Regions from separate parts of the Homo sapiens genome. Here regions 1, 3, 4, 5, 6 and 7 are each linked to region 2. Evidence: chromatin loops called from intact Hi-C (ENCODE). Cell type or tissue: A673. All regions are shown on one strand.

Region 1 (4,000 bases), 410 kb before region 2:
TGCTTCTGGGGAGGCCTCAGGAAGCTTCTGATCATGGCAGAAGGTGAAGGGGGGGCTGGCATTTCTCATGACAGAAGCAGGAGCAAGAGAGAGCAAGGCAGGAGGTGCCACATACCTTTAAACAACCAGATACTACAAGAACTCACTATCATTACGACAGTACCAAGAGGATGGTGCTAAACCATTCATAAGAAACACCCCCATGATCCCATCACCTCCCACCCGGCCCCACCTCTAACACTGAGAATTACAATTGAACATGAGATTTGGGTGGGGACATAGAGCCAAAACATATCAACCACAAAACCTGGACTGGCTTCACTGCATGGAGCTCTTCATGGGAGGGGCCTGAGAGAGGGAGACTACCTAAAGTAGCTGTTCGGTATCTCCAAAAACTCCCCCTACACCCTCTTCCACACAGACAGAGGGAAACTCCTCAAAAGGCACTGACCTTTTAGAAGGAGACTTGTGCTAAGCACTGACTCCTGGAGGGGAGGTCGCATGCCTTCAGCATAGCATGAGGAAGTGACCCCCCGACTAACACCGGTCAGGAGGACATTTCCAATCCCACCAGGGCCCAGGGCCAGGTGAAGCCAGTCAGGGACAATAGACCCTGTGAAGATTTAATAGCTGGTGCAGTACCACAGCAGGTGTTAAATTAAGTCGTGTTTTGAATATTCTCCTTGGAAGCCCAAATATCTAGGGATAGAGCCAGAGAGAACTATGACATTTAGCCCAGTCTGACTTTTAACCCAGGCATTGCTCCTCTGGGCTTACTTACTTACCCGATCACAGGCTCTCTCCCCTACAAGAAGGCAAGCTCCTAAACAGCAGCAGCTTTGGCCATCAGCATTACATGTAAAAATAGAAAGCTATAAACTGCAGGACTTTTTTCAGCCTTAAGATTATACTTGAAATCAGAAGCTACATGTTCCAAAAATGGTCATTAAGAAACTTTAAAAAAATAAAAATACTATCACCACAAATGCTTTGAGAATAGCAAGCCCAGCTAGTCTCAAAGAAACCAAAAAGATGAATTTTAGCCAAGTTGGAGTAAAAGCCCTTTCAAGCCAGATCATAAAACTGGGTGCTTCATTTGCCACAAGAATTCTTGCGAAATTCTATTTTAGCTGCCATGGTTTACTGTTACATAACCTTAACCCAGAGACTATGACACTTGTTTTACTATTTGCTGTAGAAAATTGAATTTGCTCATTGTACATTTGTTATGAAAAATTTGGTTACCATAATTTAACCCATTATTGGTGACTTATCTGATCGTATTACAACTAACCAAGCCAGGACTATAAAAAGTGATGTAGATTCACTGGGGGTTAGAGAAAGCAACATGAACTTTTCCTCTTCAGGTAAGTCATGTAAAGTGAGTGGGCTGGTTGTTAGCTTTTTAAAATGATAATAGCAGAATAGTTTTTGAAAAGCAACGCAAGAGCTTGACACACTTTCTTCCGCCTAGGTCCCAGCATCTAAAAGAGTGTGTGGTACTTGACAGGTGCTCAGTAAATGTTTGTTGACTGACTTATTCACTGGCTTCTCATTAACGCTGAGAGGAAAAGTATCTGTTAGCACGGGGCTCAACTGGAGGTCAAAATGTTAGAGCAGAACTTTCCTGGGATTCTCTGAAATAACTTTTATCAATTTGCCTCAAATCTTTAAATGTCTAAGCTTTCCTCAAACACATAACTTAGTATCATGAAGGAGACTGGATCCAGTGAGAGATGAAATGCTGTTATGAACTATATCCTTTCAAAATGGTCAAAACAGTGGATTAAACACGTCACATACATGAAGCAGTAATTCAGGAGGCCACTAGAGGGCAATAAAGGGCCAGGAATTTATTCCAGAGCCAAGAAAGCCCACTAAGGGCATGGGAATGACCTAACTCCCATTTAGGCCCAGTTTCTTTTTTTCTTTGTTTTTTTTGTTTTTGTTTTTTTTTTTTTAATTATACTTTAAGTTCTAGGGTACGTGTGCACAATGTACAGGTTTGTTACATATGTATACATGTGCCATGTTGGTGTTTCTATGAGCCTGAGGGCAGAGGTGAGAACACCGCTGAAAAAAAGGGAAAAGACAGAGATGGATGATTTTTTAAAATTTAATCCAAATTAGCAAAGCACATTAATAAAGTAGGAAATGCTTAAAAGTCATGGACACAGGGAGCAGAGAACAATCACATTACTAGTAGTGTTAAATACAAGGTTGAAAATATCAAAGACCAGGGAGAATATGCAAAATCAACACCTGAATCACTAGAAATTCTAGAATCTGAAGAGAGAAAGCAAAGGGCGCATGGTCTGGTAAACCTGGACTGACCCTCTCAGCCTGAAGTCAAATACCCTGCAGCAACTAGATACTGCTGAACTGTGTCCTGTGATGAGGAAAAATGATTTTAGGCATTTGGCATTTATCTAACTTCTGGCATTGTCCATCATCCTAGAAGGCAGTACCCATTTACTGACCACATGATCTTAACCTCTCTACGTCTCACTTCCCTCATCTGTTCATTGGAGCTAATAATGATAGTCCAAAGTAGTTGTCCTTTTTATATGACAAATTCAATGTAGACTTCTCATTATACAAAATGCAGTAATTTAAGCTAATCCAGACAAAGAATATCAAACATTTCTGCTGTCAAGCAGGCACCATTTACAACACACTCAGCCAGTCAGCCTTGGTTACAACCAGTCATGTAACCTTGATGTTCCATGATGTTTGACAAGATTTGGTTGGGGGTGGGGGAGCGATGGGAGGAGGTGAGATGTATAATACAAATTTGCCTCATTTCAAACTTTGCACACAAAGCACGATTTTATTAATATCTTTATTGCACTATATCAAATTTCCATTAATTACATTTTAATTAAGTTAGCATGCCCCGTACCTACCCCACGACTGCTGTGAAAATGAAGAGTCCTGGGCACAAAGTAGACCTTGATAAATCTCAGCTGTTTATGTCAGTGAGCTATGGCTGTGTAAAAAAACACCCAGAACTCCATGGCTTAAAATAACAGGAATTTGTTAATTCTCCTTCATCTGCCAGTCAGCTGGGGAGGTGGCTAGTCTAGGCAGGGCTGGGCAGTTCTGCTGGTCTCTGTTGGGCTCATTCATACTTCTGTAAGCAGCTAGGGATTGAATAATCTAGGCTGAATGTAGCTCGGCTCCATCTATCTTTCCATTCCCCGGGGATTAGCAAATTAGTCATAGCAATAACAGAAGTGCAAGAAAGCAAGTGGAAACACACCAGCACTTGAGACTCAGACTCAGGACTAGAGGACCAGCACTTCTGCCCCATGCTATTAGCCACACCAATCACATGGCCAAGGCCAGATTCAAGGATGGGGAAATAGTGTCTGCTAGCTGATACATACTATGCATCTTTTTTTTTTTTTTTTTTTTGAGATGGAGTTTTGCTGTTGCCCAGGCTGGAATGCAATGATGCAGTCTTGGCTCACTGCAGCCTCAGCCTCCTCTCGCTTCAGGGCTCAAGCTATTCTCCCACCTCAGCCTCCCAAATAGCTGGGACTATAGGCACACACCACTATGCCTGGCTAATTTTTGTATTTTTTGTAGAGATGGGGTTTTGTAATGTTACCCAGGTTGATCTCAAACTCCTGGGCTCAAGCAATCCTCCCATCTCAGTCTCCCAAAGTGCTGGGAGTACAGATGTGAGCCACCACCCCCAGCACTTTTTTTTTTTTGTCGTCTCCCACAACTAGAGTGTGAATGCCTTTAAAACAGGGATCCCGTCTTATTCCCATTTCACCATTGAGGAAACAAAGGCAAGGAAAAGCCATATAGCTATGAAGTGACAGAAGCAAGATCAAATTAAAAGAATTTGGATCCAAAGTCTGTGCTATTAATCACTACACTATATTAACTCTCCTAATCAAAGACATGTAAGTAATTGTATGCTGTGAAAGATTCTCAGCCCCAAATTGGGCCTAAATATTCTAACCCTTTTTTCCTGAAGCAAGATTGT
Region 2 (4,000 bases):
AGTAAAGAGAAGCTTCTGGGCTGTGATTCTCAGGAAAGTCATTGGGAGGGAGTGTTAAGCAGGTGGTGGAAGAACCCCACTATTTTTTATTAAAATCCCACTTAGGATGATAGCTCAGTCCTGCCAGTAATGGCAGCAGTCAGCCCTTCATGGCTACAGCTCCTGGGTTGCACAGAGTCCCTCCCATGGGGTGGATGTTTGTTTTGGCCACCCTGGCTCCATAAATGGATTCCATGTAGCAGTCTTCTTTTGAGAATGCAGAGCCCTTGGGGTCATATTGTACTGTGTCTGTTCTTATCTCCCCTATCATCCCCAGGGAATAAGCTAATCAAACTTACTGATGATTTTACACTGAGAAGGAGATAGCTAATAACTTGGATGACAAGTATTAGAATACAATGTGATGTGGATAAATTGGGTCCATGTATTAAGAGCTATAAAATGAGATTCTATCAAGGCATGAATAATGGTGCCCATGAAAAGGATTAATCAAATACCCCATTAAAAAGGTATAGGAATTCAGGTCTTGCACTCCTGCCCCCACCCCACCGCCATTCCATTCCCCCTGAAACTGCTTTCTACTAGGAGAAATATGGAAAAGAGTTTAGAGGAAGTAATGGAAAAATTGGGACATACATTTTGATAGAACAAGATCATGAAGACGCATTTAAGCAACCAGTGTTTAATTTAGGGGGAAACATGGCAATTGGCATGAGTAATCATTTACAAATATAATTTCCAAAGGAGCCATGTTGATACCATTCAGCAAATGCCAACAAAGCATTTACTTTCCAAAGGGAGAAAGCAAGACAACAGGAGAAATGAAGGCATCTCCAGGAGTGGACCAGAGAGCAGCCAAGCCATAGAGAAGCATCAGGTGTGAGAATGGAAAACGCAGAAGAGACGTACAACTTCTGAAAGATCTCAGAGGACTGGCATTGTCTGGAGACGGCTTCCTGGAAGAGGAGACTCCAGCAGAGCCCTGAAGTGTGGACAAGCTTCCATTCACTGCAAATTCGTGAGCACACTCTGGTGTCAGGATCTAGTAAGGAAATGGGCTTGAGCAGAGCAGGGGGTACCTGTGGGGTTCTTCTCTTCATTTTCACCACCACAAAGCTGGTCTAAGCTGCCATCAATTCCCACCTGGACAACTGCAAAAGCCTTCCAGCTGTTCCTGCTTCCACTCTTGCTCCTCTACAATTCATTCTGCACGCAGAAGTCAGAATCAAAATCAAAGTTCATCATGTCATTCTCTTGACTTGTGGCTTCCCTTTGCTCTTAAGCTAAAAGTAAAAATCATTATCATGGCTACAAAGTCTTGTGTGGTCTGGGCCACATCCTGTGCCAGGCTCCCTTTCATTGTCTATATTCCAGTCAAGCTGGCCTTCAAAATTTCAGCACATTGGGTCTTTCTGCCACAGGCCCTTGCACATACATGCTTTTCCCTCTGTACATGTGATTTTCTTTCATCCCCGCTTTCCAAAGCTAACTCTGACTCATCCTTCAGACTGCATCTTAATGATTACTTCCTTCTGGAAGACTCCCCTAATTTTCACAACTAGATGAGCTCTCCCTTATATGTTGAAAACAAGTATTTCTTGTGTGAACAGAAATGTTTAATGTCTGCCTTCCCAACTCAGCCACAAGCTCTGTGAGGATGGGGACTCAGTCTTTGCATCCCTCAGAGCCTAACATAGTCTCAGTTAATACGTGATAGCTGGAGCGTGACATTTCATTAGGAACAGTGAGGCTAGTTGAGAAATTATACCTCACCAGTATATAGGAGAGTACCATTAGGAATTCTTAATGGGATGAAAACCTGAATTCATGTCTAGACCCTGCCACCTGCTGGCTGTGCTGTTTTAAATAAATTGCAGATCCTCTCAGAGCCTGTTTCCTCATATATAAAATAATGGGGATCCTAACAGCCCCCTCATATGGTTGTAGCAGGAATTTAATTAAATAATATATGGAAAAGCATTTTTTTAACTGTAAAACCATACATAAATATCCTTTGTCACTTTTCCCAGTGCATGACACACTGGGTCATTAAACATCTATTGGATGGGTGGATGGTTGGATAGATGGACAGACAGATTAACAGTTAGGGGGCCAGTATGAGTGACAAGAGGAGAACTTGGCATATGGAAAGCATGATGGAAGCCAGAAAAAGGAGAGACTTCCCAGAAGTAGGAGGAGGCTTGTTGATTCATCCACAGTGTCACATGCAGTAGAGCAGGCAGGAGAATGAGGGGGGAAAATCATTTAACCTGGGTGGAAGGAAATCACTGGTGACCTCCAGCTGATTCCTCCTCAGCCTTTTCATGTTATCTGGGCTTTCAATGACATGCCTTAATTGTAACTTAATCACTTTACTGATTTCTATCTTTGGGGGGGGCGGAAATCAAATTGATTTGCACATATGGCAAAATTGGTAAGATTACTCCAGCTGCTGCCAGCAGGTGCTGACAAGTAAAGAACTGAATGTCAGAGAATAAGAAAATACACTAAACATTTATTTTAATAAGGCCTAGAAACCTTAGTTATTTAATAAATTGCCATGGATAATTGGTTTCAGTTTCTAGAGTTGTTTCATCTTTAACTCCCTGTGTTCCAGAAGGAATCGTGCTGGATGTGTAGACAGGGCCTTGTGGTTTGAGACCTATCTGAGCTATCACACATTTCTCTGAGCATTTTCCTGTCTCTCTGATCACACCCCACTTCCTGCCACCACTCCCAGCATCCACCTGGGATAGGTCACTCTGACATACACACACACACACACACACACACACACACACACACACACACTCACTATCCAAGCTGCCAGTCTTCTTATTGGCTCCTCCTCCAGCGAGGAGGTTTAAGCCTCACCTCCCTGCTGGGCCCTGATCAAGCTGGTCTGTTTGTGTATGAATCTTGGGAGTGAGTGGCCCAAGCTGGATCTGAGCCCAGCATTTATCATCTCAGCGCTGCCTCCCACAGAAGAAGGAAGACATAATGAATAAATGAAACCCCATGACTGTATCAACATTCATCAACCCATTACTCCAAACGTGGCTGATAAAATTGGGTACCTGGATTAAAAAAAAAAAAAAAGTAAGAATAAACTAAAAAAAAGGCCACTAAATAATATTTTTATATAATTTAGTATATTTATTATATATTTAACATTTTCTGTGTAGTAGTTGGTGATGTGTTACATGGGTTTATGGGGAAAGGAGGCAACATGCAAGAAAACTTTAAAATGGTTCAAAGAAAGGATTTGAAGCCTTACCACCCCCGGCCACCCCACGGACCCCCTTCCGCAGGGATGGCTCAAGATGTAAAGACAGAATCGTGCCTGTCTCCATTCTCTTCCCCGTACCTCCCAAATCAAGGGCCTTTTTTACTGTCCTGTGTTCAGATGTTGAGTGTCATCAGCAGAGTGGTTTCCTATGAACTGATACACTTCGTTTGCTAAGAAGGAAGGCTAAGGCCCTGGTCTATCTACAGATGGCACAGTCCTGAGAAGAACCAGCACATTCTACCCTGGGCAGTGTAGGGAGGTACAGAGTAAAGACTTCACACCTGCATTCTGCGGTAGACCCTCATGGAAAAACTGGGTGGTGGCCAGGGAGGCCTAGGCACAGGCAGGGGAGGGCCCCCTTTCAGAGTGGCATGGCAGGGGGCCACAGAGCCAGAACCTGTCACCACTGATCTGTCCTCCACTGGCTACCAAAGGAGCAAACCCCAAAGCTCTTGAGTCCTTCCAATGTCCAGAAACGTGAGGCTAAAATCTCCTGCTTCACACTGAAGAGTGTGATGGTTCAGAGCCGGGCTGGGAGCAAGGTTCACTGCTCAGCCAGCCTTGTCTAGCTCCTGCTCTGACTGAGTGTAAATCTTCTCATGTGTGGAAAATGGGTATAATCATGCTTCTCAGAGAGGTGGTATGAGGATTAATCACCGTCATGGATGTAACATACTTAGATTGAGCCCAGCCCAGGAGGAGAAGTGAGCT
Region 3 (4,000 bases), 390 kb before region 2:
TCTAACTAACAAATGAAACAACAAAGAGATTATTGTTTCCGAATATCACCGTTTTGCAACGGCCAATGAGTTAGTCCACGTAGACATTGAGAATCGATGGCTGCTAACATCATGCACATAAAAGAGAGATTACGAGATGAAAGAAGCCTCACCACCTAGCATCTTACCAAGGGCTCAAGCCTGAAGGTGAGCCAGCCTCTGGATCCAGCTGCCCATCTGCAGGATCACAAAGGTCAGAGGAACATGAGAGATGACCACGTACACGCAATCTAAGATCCAGATCACAGGTCAAGTGGCCCAGATTCTTAAGCCCATACATTTAAAGGGAAAGGAAAAGATGGAGGGGAACACGTAAATTAAAAATAACTTGAGGACACATGACAATATTCAAAAGGAGGAACAATATTAAACTACAGTGTCTATGGCTACACATTTAGATGACAAACTAGAAAGAAATGCAAATAAGTAATTGCTATAAAAGTCAGAACGGTGGTTACTTACGGGTGTGGGAGGCTGCTGTGTTTGGGTGTCCACGTTGCAATCATTAAGCTATACTTGTCTTTTGTGTGGTTTTCTATAGCTGGTTTTATTTCATAGTAAAAAGGGTTTTGTTAAACAGTCAGAAGGGGGCAGTTATTCCTATCTCAAAATATTATCTCACTGCTCAGTCTTTACTGGTCCAACCCTACCTGAAGTATTCAATAGCTTTTTGAATTAGACTCTAAGGAACCCAAGGCAACCTGACAACACTCTTTCCAAACATATGGGCACAGATACACAGTTCTTTATACACACACACTTACATATACACAGCATTCTTCCCTCCTGCTGAGACCTCATCCCTCTTGTCCTCTCCCCAAAATGTTGCACCTCCTCAGCAGCCTGGCTGCATCGGCTGCTTTTCCACAACCTCCCTGATCTCTAGCTGAATGTGAGCCTATCACTATCTGGTGCTCTCTCATGGGATATATCTGGATCTGTCTCATTTTGTAATGACTTCCCCTCCTTCTGAGTTATATGATTATAAACTCCTGCAAGCAGAGAGTACATAACTTGTTTCATGTGTCCCTTTTAGTATGCGCACAATATTTTGCACAATATGGCCATTGAGAAGCATTTCTTGTTAAGTACAAGAAATTTACGGTCTTTCTTGTCTGGTAATTAAGTTAAAAAGCAACTGATGTCTCTATCATTGCCTTTTTTTTTTTTTTTCTTTTCTGAGACAGAGTCTCGCTCTGTCGCCAAGCTGCAGTGGCACCATCTCAGCTCACTGCAACCTCCCCTCCTGGGTTCAAGCAATTCCCCTGCCTCCGCCTCCAGAGTAGCTGGGACTACAGGAGCGCGCCACCACACCTGGCAATTTTTTTTTTTTTTTAGTAGAGACGGGATTTCACCATGTTGGCCGGGATGGTCTGGATCTTCTGACCTCGTGATCCACCTGCCTTGGCCTCCCAAAGTGCTGGGATTACAGGCGTGAACCACTGCGCCCGACCCTATCATTGCTTTTTTAACAGTCATGTTGCTCATTCTGTGTTAACGGAGCATTGATTTTACTTAGCATTCAGTTCTAAGTCACAAAGGTCTGTAATTTGCTTGTCAGCTTCTCTCTGTTAACAGGCCAAAAAGAAGTACCAGGAATTGGCCAAAGCTTTGAGGATAAGCACTAGTGGTGTTGGCAGCGACATTCCAGCAGAGAGCAGCAGAGGGCTGAGCGCTGGGCAGCTGCCTGCTGCAGGGCTCCTTGCTCCCAGGAATGTATTTGAGAGATGAGGCAAGGCGGGCGGGCGCACCCCAGGAAATCTCCTATTTCAAGGCAGAAAATGTCTAGAATCAGAGAACAAGAAAAGCTAGAATGTACCATGAGCCTCTTTGATCTGAAAGAGATCATAGTTCTGATGGGATCTGTACTTGTTCTAAGTTCAGCCTCTGCTGGGGGTGGGGGTCAGCCTTGTTTTTTTGGTTGGTTGGTTGGTTTTGAAACGGAGTCTCTCTCTGTCGCCCACGCTGGATTGCAGTGGCACGATCTCAGTTTACTGCAACCTCTGCCTCCCGGGTTCAAGCGATTCTCCTGCCTCAGCCTCCCGAGTAGTTGGGATTACAGGCATGCACCACCACACCCAGCTAATTTTTGTATTTTTAGTAGGGACGGGGTTTCACCACGTTGGCCACTCTGGTCTTCAACTCCTGACCTCAAGTGATCCGCCCGCGTTGACCTCCCAAAGTGCTGGGATTACAGGCGTCAGCCAGGGCACCTGGTCTGTTTTTTGTTTTGTTTTAACATAACATCCTGAAGCAACCTTCCTCCTGACTCAGCATCTGCCTCCTGGAAAGCCACCTTCCTTCCTCTGAGGGGCAGCTTCTCCTCTGTTCTCTGAGAGAGGAGCCAGTGCTTTGATGCAGCCTTATGGTTTTTCTTTTGTGGACTGCCCCTAATTGCAGCAGTCAGCAAGTTCTTTGCAGGGAAGGGCTGACTCACCTGCATTTTGGAAGAAGCCATCCTTATTTTCAGGCACAGAGAACATCTATTAGCCCAAAATGTCTTCCAAATTTCAAGGAGTACATGTTTCAAAAGGAATTGTCATCACAGTTTTACTCCAAGCAGTTGGCTTCCAAGAAGCCTGTCTCTGGCCATTGGGGATGTTAAAATAACCTAAATTTGGCCTGAGGAAGCCTTTGCACCCAAGTCCTTACTTAACTAACTGCAGGCAGCCTGGCTTACTAATCTAATTGAAAGCCTAAATTTAGGAGTATGCTTTTGTAAAAAATAGCTGAGTCTCCGCCATCACGGCAACTGAGCTTCCTTCAATCCCTGGCTGCCAACGATCAAATAAGGCAAACGCTGAGCCGGAACCAGTTAAGCCCTATATGTACCTCACTTCTGTTTTCCGTGCATCCATAACACTTGATCACATTGTTGACCATGTTCTTAGAACCCGTTCTGAATCAGAGGGCTGCCTGATTCACATGTCATGTGTTTTTGTTTTCTGAGTTTTTGTTTTTTTCTCACTTAAACTCTGCTAAACTTGTCTAAGGTTTTTCTTTTTAACAGGGTCTCTGGAACTCACTGCTCAAAGATCTTCCCTCTTGTTTATTGAAAGGTGACAGGTCCCCTCTAAAAACTGCAAGGTCAAGTATGTCTGTGACTTTAGCGACTGTCAAAAGAATGCAGGCAGGCCCAACTGAGTGGGGACACAAGGAAATATAGGGGATGACAAACAAGAACCGTCAGCTCTTGTGCCAGCTTCCTACGTACCGTCTGTGTTGGAACAATCACCCAGGTACTGACAGGTGCCAGCCTAGCTGCAGAGCAGGCTAACCCCAACCCCACCAAGCCCTGAGGGTGAACGTGGAGCAAGAACCTGGCTCACCAACTACAGCAAAAGAACCGTCTTGTTGAGCAAACTCTTCCCATGGGACTGTATAATACCTTTGGTTTCCCAACTTTTTACAAATTTACCTTGATCCTGAAATCTCTGCAGCACTTAAAGATTATGGACTTTTCTGTGAGAATCAGAGCTTTTGGACTATGTGACAGTACTTGTTGCCTGCTCAAAGTCTATTCTTCCTCCTTCCTTAGTGAGAGAACTTTGGACAGTATGTTTGTTTAAAAAGAAACAACAACAAAAAACTGCATTCCAAGCCTCTTGCACAGATTAATGTCACTAAATATGCCGGCGAGCCTGGGGATGAGGCCTTTTGGGAGGTGCATCTGCCCCTGTCCCTGTCCGATCCTGACTGAAACAGGGACACGGCCACAGCAGGGATGGTCCAGCAGTCATCTTGTGAGCTCAGTGCTGACAGCCACCCACAGGAGTGGCAGGCATACACAGGAGGGGTTGACACCAGTAACCTTTTGGAGCCACCATACCTGCCTCAACTCCTCCCTCCTTCTGTTACTGGAGAAAATAACTGAAACATTTATTCCCTAATTTTCTTAAGTCACTGACATCAACCCCCACCACTATAAGTGGCAGGAGGTTACCCTGCCCCATGCATTGTA
Region 4 (4,000 bases), 170 kb before region 2:
AGCAGATTCAGTACCTGGAGAAGGCTGATCTATGTTTCCAAGATGGTGCCTCTTCCTCTGTGCTCACATGGTGGAAGGGATGGAGGATGGGTCAGCAGCTCTCTGAAGCCTCTTTTATAAGGGCATTAATTCAGTTCACAAGGGTGGAGCCATCAGGACTTAATCACTTCCCCAAAGGCCCACCTCTTAATACCATCACCTTGGAGTGTAAATTTTAACTTACAAATTTTGGAGGCACACATACATACATTCAAACCATAGAAATTATTTATCTCAATCTTTCAACAATGATTTTCAACTAAAAAGAACTTAAGAGTGGTGCATCATGACCAAGTTGACTTAGGTCAGTTCACTATAATGGTGATACGTGGTTTAGTTTTAGCTGAGGGACTCTTACGTGACTCACCCCCTCATCTCATTCGAGTCTGTCTGTTCAAATGTCATCTCTTCCAAGCAGCCTTCCCTAATGAATCTAACTAATCAAAGGACACACACACACACACACACACACACACACACACACACACACACCATTACTTGTCACTGTGCCTGAATCCTGCTTTACTTTTTGTATTATCAAACCTAAGTTATATTTATTAATTTGTTTATTTGTTTCTGTTTCTTTCCTCCACCAGCATGTAAGCCTTATAAGGGCAGGTACCTTGTGCAGTGCTGTATTCCTAGAGCCTGAAAGCATGCTGGACACATGTCAGAAGTTAATTGTTATCTGTTGATTGAGTACATGAATGCAACTATGCAAAAAAATCTACCTCTGTCAAGTGGCAGCTATGGAGCACTGGGGCTTTAAGGCATCTACAGAAGTGGCCAGCAGTCAAATTTGGGTCCTATAACTCTGCTTGGTGGCCCTCTTCCCCTTGACATTCCCACCCTCTTGACCACCTTGATTCCTGTTCTTTCACGTAAGTTCAATTCATGATCACCAAGAAACAGTTCATCTGACCAGCCCGATTACATAAGTTCAGCAAATGTTTGTTTCTGTGTCAAGTGCCAGGTTTTGACTCTCCATGGGTCACTGGTGCCTCAAGAGGAACACTTCAATATGATGACAGGTGACTAATTAAAAGGGCAGGGCCTGGGAGTGGGGCTGGTTACTAAGCAGAAAGCGCATGCTAAATCAATTGACAATGCAAACACAACTCCGGAGTAGATTTTCAGTTCACATAGAACAATACTATTTTCAAATATTGCTTAAGTAGATAAGAAGCAACTACTTATCTACCAAAAGCAGTGATATGCGGATACAAACCATTCTTATCTATTCATTAAAGCAATTCTCCTGAGTTTCTATACTGGGCAGCAGTTTGTTAATCTAGCTGTAGCATATATTTGAAAAAACATTGAAAGGATGTATATCGCTAACTAGATCTCTCCTCCCAGAATTAGTCTGAATGAGGGTTTAATTTTCAGCACCAATGAAAACAATACCCACATGAGTGAGTCAATTGTGGTAGTGGTGGTGGTGATAGTGGTGGTGGTGACGATGGCCATGGTTGTAGCAGTGGTGTTGGTGGTAGTGGTAGAAATAGCACCACTAGCCTCTTACTATGGGCCGAGCTCTGAGAGAGAGACTGTTAGGACCTCTCGTCCACCAGATCTAGCTTCAGTCTTCTCCTCCACACAAGCTTGAGTTTCATAAAATGTGTTGGGATTAGCAACTGTGCACTGTTGACCTTGTGTCCACAGGGCCTTGCCAAGTTTAGATTTGGAGAAATGTTGCCATCTAGTGCCCCACAGGAGTCTTCACTGTTCAAGCAGCCAAGCCAGTCTCCCTCTGCTTAGCTCCCCCATCTCCCTCCCAGGTAAGAGGCCAGACACGCTGCAGGCCAGAAACGGTGAGTTTGCCCCTTACCTATAGCGGAAACCACAGAAATGTCTCCAGAGATTGTTTTGGTTTTATTTTTTAAATTCCTTTTCTCTTTACAAAATGTACAAATAGAAAGAGCTAGACAGGGGCAAAGAAACAGCAATACAATTAAGAGTTGGTAATGAGTTAACATTTGCCATGTCTAGCAAAACTCAGTGAGGAATGGGAGAAAGATGTTCAGGAGAGCTCCAGATACAGTAGTGAAGTATGTGAAGAGGGCCATTGACATGCACTTCATTGGCACTTTGGGTCACCTCCAGGTGATCCACCTGGATTTTTTCCTCAGCACAGCAAGCACTGTAGACTTTCTCACATTCACCCATCTAAAGCCCTCAGTCTGTTCTCTCAAGCTCATCCTCTTGGCTTTCCGCAGTAACAGCTAACTAAACCCATCAGCTCCTTTGTGCTCTGGGTGTCTTGACCCTCCTCTGTCAGGTAGAAGAGGGATGTTTTCAGTGGAAACTATCAAAGACTGAACAACGATTAGTTATTCTATAAAGGGGCAAGTGGCAAGCCAGGTGGGGAGGGGAGATGCTTAGGGCAGTATCTCTCCAACCCCAGGCCCACTCAACTTTCAACCATGATTTTGTCTTTCATGGTGTTCATACCTCTTGATTTGGATTTACATATTCATTTGTTTAATGCCAATCTTCCCAACTGGTCTATGAGCCCCCTGGGGTTTCTGTTCACTGCTGTATGCCCAGTGCTTAGCAGAGGGCCTGGCACACAGGAGCACTCTGATGAATGCTAGACAGAAAAATTGGTGCACATCTTTGGGGATATTTGGGTTAGTGAATGGAGACTGAGAAGTGAGGCACACCACACCGGCAGTGTTCAGTTGGAAAGAACAATGAGACTTCGTCCAGACTTGTGATTTTCAAATTGTTTAACTTTGGATCCCTTGATTTCCTTGAAATGCTATGTTGGAGCCCCCTCCTGCTTTTTTTGAAGAGAGCCCTTCTCACCATCTCCCCATCCACTTCCACTGGGCCCCGCCAGGCCCGCAAGTGGCTCCAGGTAGCACAGTTTGAAACCAGCAGATCCAATCCCTTCATTTTACAGAAAAAGAAACCCACAGAAGGTGAAAAAATGGGGAAACGTGACAAAGGTGAGAGACAGGGGTAAAATGTGTATGTCAGAGAAGGGAATTGCTTTGTCACATTTTCCCATTATGGCTCTCCTCTGTAATTCCAGAACACTCCGCAAGATTTGTTCTTCCTCATCCAGGAATTCACAGTGTGATGCATCCAGCCTGGGCCAGAAACAAAAGAGGCCTGGAGAGAATGTCAGGGGCGTGGTGTAGAAGTCGAACCTTGCTTGGTAGAGGCGGTGGCTTTGAGGACCCTGGCGATGGAGAGGGTGTGTACACTGTTAAGGGCCCATCTGGGAAACCGCAGCCTGTGGAGATGTTGGGGACAAAGCCTTTTTTGTCCTTTGCCACCCGTAAGGCAGTGCTTTTCTGAGCAGCTCTAATTATAAATCCCTGTCCTGCTAAGATGGGTAAACTTGGCAGCATTTGAGATCTGCCTTGTGTCTTAACTATTTCTCAGTTGGTTTGGGCTTGGCAAAACCCCAAATGCATTTTGCCAGGCACTCTTTCCCTTAATTTCTAATCCCTTGAGTGGCTTAAAGGAAATTTCATCCATATGCTTCTGAGTCACTTACTGTGAACTCATTTTTTGGTAAAAGAAATATGTTCTCAAGCCAGCACAGTCCAGAGAAAAGCACGCTTTTAGGCTGAAATGGGTCATGCTTTCTTGAGGAAGAATTTCCTGGATTTTCTGAGTACAAAGAGAGAAGGGGAGCAATAGTTCCTGTCCCCACGTTCCTTCCCCTTTCTGAACATGCTTTCTTGGGGCTTGCCTGAAAGCCTCCTCTATTGTTTATGAGGCTGGCAAATGCCATATCTGTGTTTGGATCTAAACAAACTCTGTGGGTTTGTGGTTTCTTGAAAATTCCCATTTTTAACCTAAGCTGGAAAAGAAACAATTATTGAACACATACTACATGTCAGGTACATCTTGGCAGCCTGGTAAGACAGACATTATCCTTGTATACAAGGAATCTGAGAAGTGGAGATATGAATTCACTAGACAAGCTATGTACTTCATAAAA
Region 5 (4,000 bases), 110 kb after region 2:
CCTGTAATCCCAGCTATTTGGGAGGCTGAGGCACAAGAATCTCCTGAACCTGGGAGACAGAGGTTACAGTGAGCTGAGATTGTGCCACTGCACTCCAACCTGGGCAACAGAGCAAGACTCCGTCTCAAAAAAAAAAAATGGCCTGAAGGAAAGAAGAGGGATGAGCCACAGAGATTAGTAACCATGGTCCTTCATAGCTGCATAGCTCATTATGATTTTTAGATGTTTTGATAGCCCAATCCTATTTGAGCCTAAAGACTATTTTGTGGTGAAGATAAGAAAACAGAGCCCAAAGAGATGAAGCGATGGGCTGAGATTACATACACAGTGGGACAGCAGAGGAGCTGAGACTTGACCCCTGGCCTTCTGGCTTCCAGTGCTACAGTAAAGAGCACCACCCTCGGTGTTGCCTGACGTCAAGCTCTCTCTGCCCTTCATTTTGTGGAATGACCTGGGGCAAGCCTTTCTCAGCCTCAGGCTCCACATCTATGAAATTGGGGATAGAGATTAAACACGGTATTGCACGTGAGTGCATAACTCACTGCTCATGCATGGTAGGTGTGCAGCATGTGCCGCTATGAGCGGACACTTCACCTTTGTCATTGCACAATCTCTTCTCAGAAGAGGAGAGGCAGCACAGCCTGATCCCCACCTAAAGCATTTGTTCTTACCAAGCATTGGTGGGGTGCCAGTTTGGTTTTTATTGTGTTATGTGATTTAACTTCCACTGAGAACATTAATTCATTCATCAAACATTTATCGAGCCCTTCCTAAATGCTAGATAATGTATAGGCTGCTGGGATAATTCCAGAGCGACATGTATACTGGGACAGGGTTCCCATCATCAGGCAGCTCACAGTCTGGTCAGGACACATAGATGTAGAAATAAAACCTTGCCATAGGACATGATGAGTGCAGCAGAAACACCTAGGAAGGAACAGCAGGCACTGGGAGAGAAGAGGATGTTTCCTCCGGATCTGGACAGATGGGGGAGTGTTCACCTGGAGAATGGGGGAGGGCACACCAGCAGGAGAGCCCGGCCCACAGAAAGGCACAGAGCCAGGCCGGAGCACTGGTGTTCAAGGAGAAGTGAGAAGTCCAGCGAGGCTACAGGAGAAGGTGGCTGGGGCAGGAGGGGTGGGGTGGGCCAGGCTGTGAAGGTTACACTTGGACCTCTGGGCCTTGGGCAGCCCACAAAGACTTTCATGGTCAGATTTGCGTTGGTGGCTGAGTGCAAACAGATTAGAACACACAGAGAGGCCAAGCCAGAAAGGTTGCAAGCGATGCTGAGGCCTGGACCTTTTAACAGCTGTTTAAGAGGTGGACTTTGGTCAGACTGACTTGTGAGTGACTGAATTTCAGGGAAGAGCTGGTTTCTAACTGGATGCTGATATTGTTAACATAGAGTTTTTTGGTTGTTGTTGTTTTTGTTTGTTTGAGACAGAGTCTCTCCCTGGCTTCTAGGCTGGAGTGCTGTGACACGATCTCGGCTCACTGTAGCCTCCATCCCCTGGGTTCAAGCAATTCTCCTGCCTCAGCCTCCCAAGTAGCTGGGATTACCGGCATACACCACCACGCCTGGCTAATTTTTGTATTTTTAGTAGAGACGGGGTTTCATGATGTTGGACAGCCTGGTCTCCAACTCCTGACCTCAAGTGATCCACCCACCTCAGCCTCCCAAAGTGCTGGGATGAGCCACCATGCCCGGCCTGATATTGCTAACATAGAGATTAAAAAAGAAAAAGTCTATTTAATTTGGAACAAAGAATATCCTGAGTTTGCTGTAGGTCAGTGTGAAGATAAACTTTTTTTTTTAATATGGCAAAAATGCCATTCAGAATAAACCCTTGAGGGTTTAAAAAGAAAATGTGCTTTGTTTTCTGGATGGAGGTGGTTCAGGTGCAAGGCTGCCTGCCCAGAACCGGATTCTAATACAAAAAAGGAAAAAGCAGAGTGAGTGAGTGATGCCTGGGGGAGGGAAGGTGCTCCTGAGGGCTTTTCCTCTGGCAGGAAACTGGGAGCAGCAGGTGTCAGGGTACCTGGCCAGAAGCTGGAGCACTGATAAGTAGCCTGGGATGCTTTGCCATTTCCTCATCTTTCAGCGTGCTCAGAAAAAGCTTCTTGAAGGCCAAAGGCTTAGGATGGGAGCCCAGGGTCTCTGCTCAAGGTGCCAGCTCCCAGCCTTCCTGGCAGGGGGATGGAGGGTGTTCTGTAAGGAGTTGCCCTGTCTCCCCTTGGGTCAGGGTTTCCTCCAGGACTGTTGGGAAACAGTAACTGTCTGGGCTGTACTGGCTGGAAGGCACTGCAGAGCAGCCTACAGCTCGAACAGCAGGAACCAATGACCTCTGGTGGCTGCCGAGGGGAGTGCTCCCGCTTGTTGCTCCTGAGCGGAGCCTGTTCTGGGCCAGTGCTGGGGACAGGGTGCTTGGGGCTCTGCCTCACCCTGCACCAGCGCTCCCTGCAGAATCAAATTGCCTCCTAATCTCTACGTTCTCAATTCCTGCCCTCCCAGGCTCTGATACCATTTCCTTATTGATGTGAATTTCAATGGCCATTCATTGGAATTGTGTGGCTCTTCGTTCTCATTTGCAGAGGAAAGGCACTGAGCAGGTGCAGTTGATTAGGTCTAGGGTTATCCTTAAAACGCTCCTGGACTCCCTGCCCAAGGCTACACTGCTGCAGACACAGCTGGTCCCAAAGGCAGCCTGTGCAGCATCCTATGCCCTACTGCATGAGGGCTCGATTTTTCCTTTTTTATCTTCTCCTCTTCTCTGACTTGCTGACTTGTTCACAGTCCTAGGGCACTAGGACTCCCCAGGAATGTCAGGACACTTAGCACTCCTTATTCTCCCAGCAGGTTTGGAGACCACCTTCTGAGCTCCATGCCCTGGGAAGCCATGAATAACAGAAGTACAAGAGAGACTAACAGACCAGCAGGGAGACATGCGCTGGGGCCTCCTGCTTCCAGAAAATTGGAGCAGCCTAGAGGGGGGCTTATAGAGTTATTTCTCTGGGAGGCATCTTAGAACCAGCAGAGAGCCCCAATGCCTAACATACTTCAGGATTGCAGGAGACAACATGTTTGTGCATGAGGAGGCTGGAGTTCCTCCTTACTCCTCTTCCAGAATGTCCTATACAGATGGGACCTTTAACCACTAGTCCAGGCTTAAGCAGTGCCTAGAATACTAGAGATGGAGAAGCAGGTGGGCTTGTGAAGTAGGGCTGACAGGTCCTGGAAAAGGGCCATTGAATCTGGCCCCACCTCGTTCTGCTTTTCTTCCTCACTGCCTCACCCAGAAGGAGTCCTCTACTCTGCATGAATGTGGAAGGCTGCTGCTCCCACCCTCTGCTGGTGCTTCTGCCTCCACCCTGTCCACCCCTCCTTCCACGGTGGGACCAGAAGGGACTAAGGAAGCAGAAGTTTTCTGATGGTGACCATGATTTGCACCCCACATATATACCTTTCAAGTATCGGTGGATGAGAGCAGATGCTGGGATCCTCTGTGCCCTTTTGGTTTAGTTAGAGTTTATTGAGAGTCTGCTATGTGCCTGGCACTATGCTAAGCACTTGGTATCTACTACCTCATTTAATCACTTCAAATATCTCTTATTATCTTCATTTGACTGATAAGGAAACTGAGGCATGGAGCCAGGAAGGCCTGAGATAAGTTAGGCAGGGCAGCCACATATGTTTGTGTGGGCTTTGCACTGCATGAGACCACCCCACCAAGGCAGGACTGAAACCAGCACTCACTCCTTGCCAGGCCAGGTGTCCTCTTTCTCATTCTTAGAGTCCTGATAAGCTCACTGAGGCTCTGAAACCGGGTAGCCAGAAGGCTGTGATACCGTAATGCATCCAGCAACAGAAAAGGCAGGATTTGAGTCTAGGTTGGTCTGATTTGAAAGCCTATATTTCTAAGCCTTATCTAAGCCTTATAAACTATCTTCCAACACTCCACATTCTATAAATTTGCCAGAATATTGACAAGGCACAGACCTT
Region 6 (4,000 bases), 68 kb after region 2:
CTTTAACAGTTGCTGACCCCAAGGACAGGGCTGATTGAAGACTCACTTCTCAGCCAGGTGCAGTGGCTCACACCTGTACTCCCAGCACTTTGGGAGGCCAAGGCAGGTGGATTGCCTGAGATCAGGAGATCGAGACCAGCCTGGCCAACATGGTGAAACCATCTCTACTAAAAATATAAAAATTAGCCAGGTGCAGTGGCATGTGCCTGTAGACCCAGATACTGGGGAGGCTGAGGCAGGAGAATTGCTTGAACCCGGGAGGCGGAGGTTGCAGTGAGCCAAGATGGCACCACTGCACTCCAGCCTAGGCAACAGAGCGAGACTCTGCCTTAAAAAAAAAAAAAAAGGCTCACTTCTCCCTCAGGACCTGAAACTTCTCTCTTGCTGCATCCCTTCCACCCTCCTCCTTTCCCCACCCCAGACTTCTTGCTCCCGACTTCTTCCTCCCCTGCTCCTTCCTTGGTCTTGGATGTGCTAAGTTGCCTTTGCTCTTCTCCTGTGATGTATCAGGCAACTGCTGCATTTCACTCCAGGGTGGCTCCATTTCAGATCCCAGTGAAACAATTTCTATATATAGTTGGTAATAAAATGTGGGTTACTTTGAGGGGAAAGAGAAAGCCACTATGTGGGTTCCTGTTCACCACCATGGCGCTGGTGGCCCCGTAACCAGAAGAGCAACCTTTGCTCTCCAAAACAAAGGTGAAGCTGGCCCACAGTCACAGTGGCTTTTCCAAACAGCCTGTTTCTACTTACTCATTACTTTCCCCAAAACCTGTGGAGTGGGAAGGGGGTGACATTTTATTCTTCAAATTAGATGGATGGATGGATGGATGGATGGATGGATGGATGGATGGATGGATGGGGCATTAGATTTAAGTCCACCCAGCAATTTAAAATTTCTCACTCGGTCAGACACAGTAGCTCAAGCCTGTAACCCCAGCACTTTGGAGGCCCAAGCGGGAGGACTGCCTGAGGCCAGGAGTTCAGGACTAGCTTGGGCAACATAGTGAGATTCTGTCTCTACAAAAACTTTAAAAATTAGCCAGGCATGGTGGCAGACACCTATAGTCCCAGCTACTTGGGAGGCTGAGGCAGAAGGATTCCTTGAGCCCAGGAGTTCAAGGCTGCAGTGAGCTATGATGGCACCACTGCACTCCAGCCTGGGCAAGAGAGAAACCTTGTCTCTATTTAAAACAAAAACAAAAAAAATTTCTCACTCTTACGTCCACACCCAGGTTCTCTTGGAATTGTTTTCTGAACTCCTCAGGTAACTAAAATTTTATTTGGTTAATTCTCTTGGTCCTACAGTGAGATACTGCTTGATGCACTCTGGGAAAAATGGAAAAGCCTGTTAAAATAAGCAATTTAAGAAGTGTTTCTGCTGGGCATGACGGCTCATGCTTGTAATCCCAGTGCTTTGGAAGGCCAAAGCAGGAGGATCGCTTGAGGCCAGGAGTTTGAGACCAGCCTGGTGGCAAGACTCCGTGTCTACAAAAGATTTAAAAATTAGCCAAGGGCAGTGGTGCGGCTCCTTAGGAGGCTGAATCGGGAGGATCGCTTGAGCCCAGGAATTCAAGGATGCAGTGAGCTCTGATGGCACCACTGCACTTCAGCCTGGGTGGCAGAGCAAAAGGTCTCTAAAAAAGAAAGAGCTGGGTGCGGTGGCTCATACCTGTAATCCCAGCACTCTGGGAGGCTGAGACGGGTTGATCGCTTGAGGTCAGGAGTTCGAGACCAGCCTGGCCAACATGGCAAAACTCCATCTCTACCAAAAATACAAAAACTAGCCAGGCGTAGTGGTGCATGCCTGTAATCCCAGCTACTTAGGAGGCTGTGGCAGGAGAATTGCTTGAACCCAGGAGGCAGAGGTTGCAGTGAGCCAAGATAGCGCCATTGCACTCCAGCCTGGGTGACAGAGCCAGACTCCATCTCAAAAAAAGAAGGAAGGAAGGGAGGGAGGGAGGGAGGGAGGAAGGAAGGAAGGAAGGAAGGAAGGAAGGAAGGAAGGAAGGAAGGAAGGAAGGAAAGAAAGAAATTCATCCAGCATGTCCCTTTCTTCTCCTATGGGATTTACCAACTGACAAATTCTAGTGCTCCTGCCATCACCCCCACATGTGCAGCAAAGCCTCCACATTTGCAAAATCTAAGTCAATCTCTAAAAGATGCTTCGAGGAAGCACCCAGTTCCTTCTGCTAATAACCGCAGTGTGTCATGTGACACCTCCCCCTCCCCCAACCAGTTCTCTCTGAAAACTACCCACCCACCCCACCAATAAAGTAGCATGACGTCTGTCCTTCAGCTGCCAATATCTACATTTCCTTCAAGGTGGTAATCTTTTGCTTTTGTAATTTAAGTTCTTTTTTATTCGTAATTGTTACCCAATTGCTTTGGGGCTTGCATAAACAGTTAACAAAAACACCCGCACGAGGCAGCCGGTTCGCTTTCTGTGCTTGTTGTTCTTGGCACTGGGTCAGTTCTATGAACTTCTGGTGTCCAACTGGTAGGACCTGAAACTCCGTGTTTAACAAGTGCGTGTAGTCAAAACAGTTGGCGTGTGCAAGCGCGGATAGCTGGTATTGACTGCAGCTGGTCAGCCGTCGGGCTGTGCACCGTGCAGAATACCGTATCACGTTGCTCTGTTTGGGGCTGGGCTTTTGTTGTTGTTTAGTCGTTGCGATTTTTTTCCCTCCTTTTTCTTTCTCTCTCTCTCTCTTTTTTTTTTTCTTTTTTTTTTTTTTACTGACATCCGTGCTAATGTGGATCGCTTCAGGTTCCAAAAGTACAACATGTTTACAGTCGTCGTAGCATCAGATTAAGTTGGCAGCCTGAGTCTCTCTGTAAGTGGTTTTAGTTTACATTTCTTCTTCTAGCAGGATGTTTTGCATAATTTTGCTGATCCTAGGTTATTTATAGACTTTTTTTTGAAGAAACGGGGATGCATAAGAGTTTCTGTTCCAACTGTGGAAAGTGAAATTTGTTTCTCCACTTAGAGAAACGGCGGTGTATGTGCAGCAGAGGGTTATTTTAGCTCTTGATGATTAATTTCTTAGGGGTCACTTAATAACGTTCCCGAGAGTCCTAGGACGTGTTGTTTTCCTTTAGTCGTTCACAAACGGAGTAAAATGAAAGTAATGATGCCATTTCCTCTGGGGCGCTCCTCGAGGGTGGATGCAGTGATTGGGTATTGTTTCAAACGTCTGAAATGAGTTTACAGCGGTTGTTTTGTCAAACTCCTGGGAGCAGTGGCATTTGGTGACCCAAAACATGCCCAAGGGCTGGTCTGCAGGACTCAGAGTCACGGGGGAGGGGGACGGAGGAAGAACAGACACAGGGAAGTTACTGGACCTTAGTTTGTCCCCACCTAAATGACAGTGATATGCAGACATTTATAACATTTTTAAAAGGATGATTGACTGCAAGATGGCATATGGGCTCATGCTTTATCTGTGTGATTTTCTGGCCTGGTGGTAGCATCTTTGGGGGCCCGTGTGCATGTTTGAGTAAGAACTAAAGCTTAGCGAAAACACTAAGCCGGAATTAGCACTCTATAAAAGGGTTTCCCGTAATATTTACTAGAACAGTTGGCTAAAAATTGCCGTGCTTGTCCCACTGAATGGCTGTGTAATTAAATCAGCCCTTGATATCGTACCTTGAGCACCTCCCATCTCTGAGTCTGCCGCTCTTGGAATTTGCATGAGTAAGTAGCGCGTTCATCAGCATAATGAATGTGGAGTCCCAGTCTAATGGTCCGGGAGAACCTTGTAAATGAGACACTTCATTGTGCCTCGGGTTAAATATTTTAAACTAAACAAATCGCAAAAGAAGGAGAAGACGACAAACATCATTTAGGCCTCACGGAAGGCCTTCTGAGGAGCGGGTCTGCTTAGATCCAAGACCTTGAGTCCCACACAGATGGGTCCAACCCCACCCCCAGCATCACATGAATGAGAACGGACAGTGAAAACGGAAATTTCCAAGGTGGTAAATGTGACCATTAGGA
Region 7 (4,000 bases), 280 kb before region 2:
AGCTAGGGCATGATGTCAGCCCCACCAGAATACAGGACCTAATAGTAGAAAATGGTTATTGCTTAAGGGATGTTAAACAGGCAGTAACAACAGCCTCAGCCCCAAACAAAATAGTTGAGCACAACCTCTCCGGAGCAAAGATCCTTGAACTCCTGACATTAACCTCTTACAGATGCCTTGCATGCTAAATGACTTTCTGATCACAGTCTCCCTGAGTCCTCACTAGGCTTTTATCAATCAGGATTCTTACCTACAAACAACAAAATCCCCTCTGATTTGTTTAAACAGAAAAGAACTTATGGACGCATATTAGTGGCTCACAGACTCTCCAGCAAGGTCGGAGAAATAGGGGTTGGCACTCTGCAGCCACAAACAATACCCAAATCCTCACCTGTCTGGTCACAGGCTTGATCCCACTGCCTTTGGTGCATGTTACTATTATCATCTCTGTCTCTGCTGCCTCTGGGGTTCCATGTCCCTCCACCATGTTCCGCCCCATCACCAAGAACAATTCCATGCAGCAGCTTCTCCCTGGCTTTTCACTCTTCCAGACTGAAATCTCATCATACTGCATCCAATCCACAGAGCCTATGTCACATGCCTGTGTCCTAGCTGCAGAGGAGTCTGAGTAACTGAGTTCTGATCTCCACCCTGGTGAGGTAGCACCCCTCACATGGCGTATTTTCCAAATTTAAGAAGTTTCTTCAAATGATGTTGGGGTGGCACCAATATGACTAATATCTATTATACTACACCACCCCTGAGAAGTGAGGTCTTCTGCTTCTTCTGGGTTCTGGACAGACTGAGCAATGGAGCCAACTCTTTATTTTCACATGTTATATCCCAATAAACCTATGATTCTCTGTTCTTTGCAACCAGAAAGAAACCCAGTTAATGCAACACAATTTGGCCAATGTAATTTGGATAAAATTTAGCTTGGAGACAATGGTTTTCATCCCAGCAGGATTGGTTCACAGAAGCTCATGGCTTCTTTACAAGGAAAGGCTCCAGTGGGGCTTTTGAGGGGGTCTGGAAAGCATGGCCACATGGAGCCCTCTCAGGAGTGCCAGCCCACAGACATTTAATAGCCTTGTTCCAGAACTCTGCAAATGCCACACTGGGCTACCACTTAACCACAAGTCATCCCCAGCTATTAACAAGAAGCTGGATTGCAGGTAGGGACACCCTAGCAAGGGTCTTGCTAGTCTGATCATTTCCCTTCAGAGTCTGGAATCCTCTGGCAGCGCTTCACGGAGGACTGAACTCTCTGACCTTCCTCCTGTGGCATCTGCTGCTCCATCAGGAGCTGAAGCCATTCAGTAAGAAATCATTTTTGAGTATCAACGATGTCTCAGGCATTGTGCTCACACTGGATATGCTCTGTCTCCAGGGGGCCTTCAGACAAGGAAATTAGCCAAGGCTTAAATGGCATGAGAGGAGGCCAGGGAGGGAACAAAAATGTTCAAGTGCTATTATCCAGAAAGAGATGCATTGTTTTCATTTCTAAGCAGATTTATTGATCAGGTTCACTATGGACATCAAGGTCTTTGACCTAATATAGAAGTATAGTTGTTCTATTTTCTGAGCAGGTCGACAACAAAGAAATTTCTGTGACTGGAGAATTCATTTGTGTAAAAGCCATCTGAGGATTTCACCATTAAATACTTTTAGTTATATTGAATAAATGAAGAGAATAAAATTAGAGGAAATAGTGACCACTTCAGAAAATCTAGATGGTGCAGAGCCAGTTGGATATGCATACCTTGTTAGTCTTGGGGTGAACATTAGAAAGTCCAGTCTTTCTTTTTTTCTTTTTTTTTTTTTTTGAGACAGAGTCTCGCTCTGTTGCCCAGGCTGGAGTGCAGTGGCGCGATCTTGGTTCACTGCAACCTCCACCTCCTGGGTTCAAGCGATTCTCCTGGCTCAGCCTCCCGAGTAGCTGGGATTACAGGCACGTGCCACCACGCCCGACTAATTTTTGTATTTTTAGTAGAGACGGGGTTTCACCATGTTGGCCAGGCTGGTCTCAAACTCCTGGACTCAAGTGATCCGCCCGCCTCGGCCTCCCAAATTGCTGAGATTACAGGAGTGAGCTACCGTGTCCAACCAGGAAGTCCAGTCTTTTACCAATGGCCCCCGGCCCCACCCCTGACTCTCCTCAGAATACCGACATGTTTCACACAGTTGGAGGGTGGACAGTTGTGCAAAATATGCGTGCTGACAGCAAGGGAAAAGAGGAAATGTCTGATTTGGACCCCAAATCTCCTCCAGGAACCCAGTCACCCTGTGGCCCACCAACCTTGCCATTTCTGCAGAGGCGGCAGGTGCCCCAGGAGACCACTAGGTGTCGCTGTGAACCTGTGCAAGCGCGGCCTCACCCTGTGGGCGCACACAGCGCGGTATGTTTTCAATCAACACCTTGTCAGTTTTTCTCCCCGAGGCCCCAGGGGTGTGCTAGGAATTTTTATTTCTTGAGAAATACTGTGATTCAGCTGCCCTTTGTTGGCCCTGCTAGAGAGAATGAAGGTTGTGCTTGCTCCTGCCAGCCCCCCAGGCAGGGGAGTCCCCTTGCAAGCGTCTTCAGGCCACCAGCCTCTCTCTATCTCCCCACCTCCCATTATTCCTCTTCATTCTCCTTTTTACCTTTCTCTCTCGGTGCCCGGTAACACCGATGTGCTGCTTAGGGAAAGGTCGCCATCCTAGAGGCCTCCTTCAACCCTTCTGAATTTCACCAGTTCCTAAATAAACTAGCTTGCAAATTCTGTCCTTATCCTCCCCTTCTGACTCTGCTCCCAGCCTTGCCCCTTTCTTTCAAAGCAACCGCAAGATTGAGGCAGTGTTGGGGTGGGAGCAACAAGAGGCTCAACTATCTTTTTAGTTTCCTTTTTTTTTTTTTTTTTGACACAGGGTTTTACTCTGTTGCCCAGGCTGGAGTGCAATGACACGCTGACGGCTTCATGCAGCCTTGACCTCCTGGGCTCAAGCAATCCTCCCACTGCAGACTCCCTAGTAGCTGGGACTACAGGCCTGAGCCACCATGTGCAGCCAATTTGTGTATGTTGGTAGAGCTGGGGTTTCGCCATGTTGGCCAGGCTGGTCTCAAACTCCTGGACTCAAGTGATCTGCCTGCCTCAGCCTCCCAAAGTGCTGGGATTACAGGCTTGAGCCAGCGCACCTGGCCAAGGGTCACCTATCTTACTAGGCTTGTCAGAATCTACTCCTGGCACACAGGGGCTTAAAAGTCAGATCTGCTTTCAGATCCTACCTCCCTCTGCCACTTACTAGCTGTGTGACCTTTGGCAGGTCACACACCCTTTCTGAGCCTCAATTCTTCATATGTAAACTAAATTTACACATATAAATTCTACATTAAGTAGAATTATAAATGTGAAGACCTCACGTGATCTGGCATGTAGCCGGCATTCCATAAATGCAAAGTGATTTTCCTTATGACTACAGGGACACTTACACAGACACATATACACACACTCAACCAAAGACAGAATTTGGGAACTTTACTCTCCTGAGCATGTAGCAAGATGGTATGTCAAGGAAACAAAATTCAGGGGTGTGTATTCCGAGATGCCAAGAACCCCCATGGATTCTAACCCTCTCTACATATGTCAGCAGTGATCGACCTGTTCTGAACCCAACTGGGTGCTGTCTTGGTCAGTGGCCATAGTTTGCTTGGCAAAATGCCAGGATAGCTGTCCTGGACCCTTTGGGAAAAGGCCACTTGTGGGTGGAGCAGCCACTCACTCCTTCCTCCAGAAGGCTTGGTGCCGCCACATTCCCTGGTTTCAAGCTACCACATTGCTGCTGTGGTTTTTTGCGGTGGCCACAGGGTGGAATCTTGGCCCAGGATGCCCTGTGGCTGCTCTCTGCAGGCATTGAGGACACATACCCTGAAAGGCTCGGGAGAAGGTGGAGAGAAGGGAGAGTAGTCTTTTACCAGAGGTGTTCCTGGACCATTCACTGGACGCTAAATGGCAAATAGAGA

What was found. A loop is a pair of places that touch in the nucleus more often than their neighbours do. Peaks named below come from ENCODE experiments on the same cell type or tissue, not always from the same donor. Only the 100,000 strongest peaks of a DNase experiment are listed, where the experiment ranks them.
Region 1: a loop joins it to region 2, with 4 times the contacts of the local background. A loop is called at or near these places in 44 of 110 quality-filtered maps.
Region 3: it touches region 2 in a loop (6-fold over the local background); 47 of 110 quality-filtered maps call a loop at or near these places.
Region 4: it touches region 2 in a loop (2.6-fold over the local background); 10 of 110 quality-filtered maps call a loop at or near these places.
Region 5: it touches region 2 in a loop (4-fold over the local background); 68 of 110 quality-filtered maps call a loop at or near these places.
Region 6: it touches region 2 in a loop (11-fold over the local background); 6 of 110 quality-filtered maps call a loop at or near these places.
Region 7: a loop joins it to region 2, with 10 times the contacts of the local background. A loop is called at or near these places in 103 of 110 quality-filtered maps.

Annotation. Positions count from the first base shown.
Region 1 is chr7:106,164,734-106,168,733 of GRCh38, reverse strand. No RefSeq gene overlaps it. Among named protein-coding and RNA genes, the nearest start is that of SYPL1, 54 kb to the right of the region's middle. In A673, a CTCF peak has its summit at 1,824 (motif pointing right); DNase peaks (open chromatin) are centred at 1,843 and 3,203.
Region 2 is chr7:105,758,261-105,762,260 of GRCh38, reverse strand. All of the region lies in intron 3 of ATXN7L1 (ataxin 7 like 1), which reads left to right. Among named protein-coding and RNA genes, the nearest start is that of ATXN7L1, 120 kb to the left of the region's middle. In A673, CTCF peaks have their summits at 1,094 and 1,871 (motif pointing left); DNase peaks (open chromatin) are centred at 1,830, 2,460 and 2,890; H3K27ac peaks cover 3,123 bases.
Region 3 is chr7:106,151,731-106,155,730 of GRCh38, reverse strand. No RefSeq gene overlaps it. Among named protein-coding and RNA genes, the nearest start is that of SYPL1, 41 kb to the right of the region's middle. RefSeq lists a silencer at 450-499. In A673, a CTCF peak has its summit at 1,684 (motif pointing right); a DNase peak (open chromatin) is centred at 1,720.
Region 4 is chr7:105,932,508-105,936,507 of GRCh38, reverse strand. No RefSeq gene overlaps it. Among named protein-coding and RNA genes, the nearest start is that of CDHR3, 29 kb to the left of the region's middle. In A673, a CTCF peak has its summit at 1,747 (motif pointing left); DNase peaks (open chromatin) are centred at 1,727 and 3,407; H3K27ac peaks cover 1,433 bases.
Region 5 is chr7:105,650,885-105,654,884 of GRCh38, reverse strand. All of the region lies in intron 4 of ATXN7L1 (ataxin 7 like 1), which reads left to right. Among named protein-coding and RNA genes, the nearest start is that of EFCAB10, 71 kb to the right of the region's middle. RefSeq lists an enhancer at 1,482-2,205. In A673, a CTCF peak has its summit at 2,352 (motif pointing left); a DNase peak (open chromatin) is centred at 2,344; H3K27ac peaks cover 2,378 bases.
Region 6 is chr7:105,690,397-105,694,396 of GRCh38, reverse strand. The region is part of intron 3 of ATXN7L1 (ataxin 7 like 1); the gene reads left to right. Among named protein-coding and RNA genes, the nearest start is that of EFCAB10, 110 kb to the right of the region's middle. RefSeq lists enhancers at 2,444-3,119, 3,120-3,795, 3,796-4,000. In A673, no CTCF peak of the experiment used is centred here; DNase peaks (open chromatin) are centred at 2,196, 3,186 and 3,636; H3K4me3 peaks cover 1,807 bases; H3K27ac peaks cover 3,633 bases.
Region 7 is chr7:106,041,325-106,045,324 of GRCh38, reverse strand. No RefSeq gene overlaps it. Among named protein-coding and RNA genes, the nearest start is that of SYPL1, 69 kb to the left of the region's middle. RefSeq lists an enhancer at 2,195-2,695. In A673, CTCF peaks have their summits at 2,325 (motif pointing right) and 3,797; a DNase peak (open chromatin) is centred at 2,404; H3K27ac peaks cover 967 bases.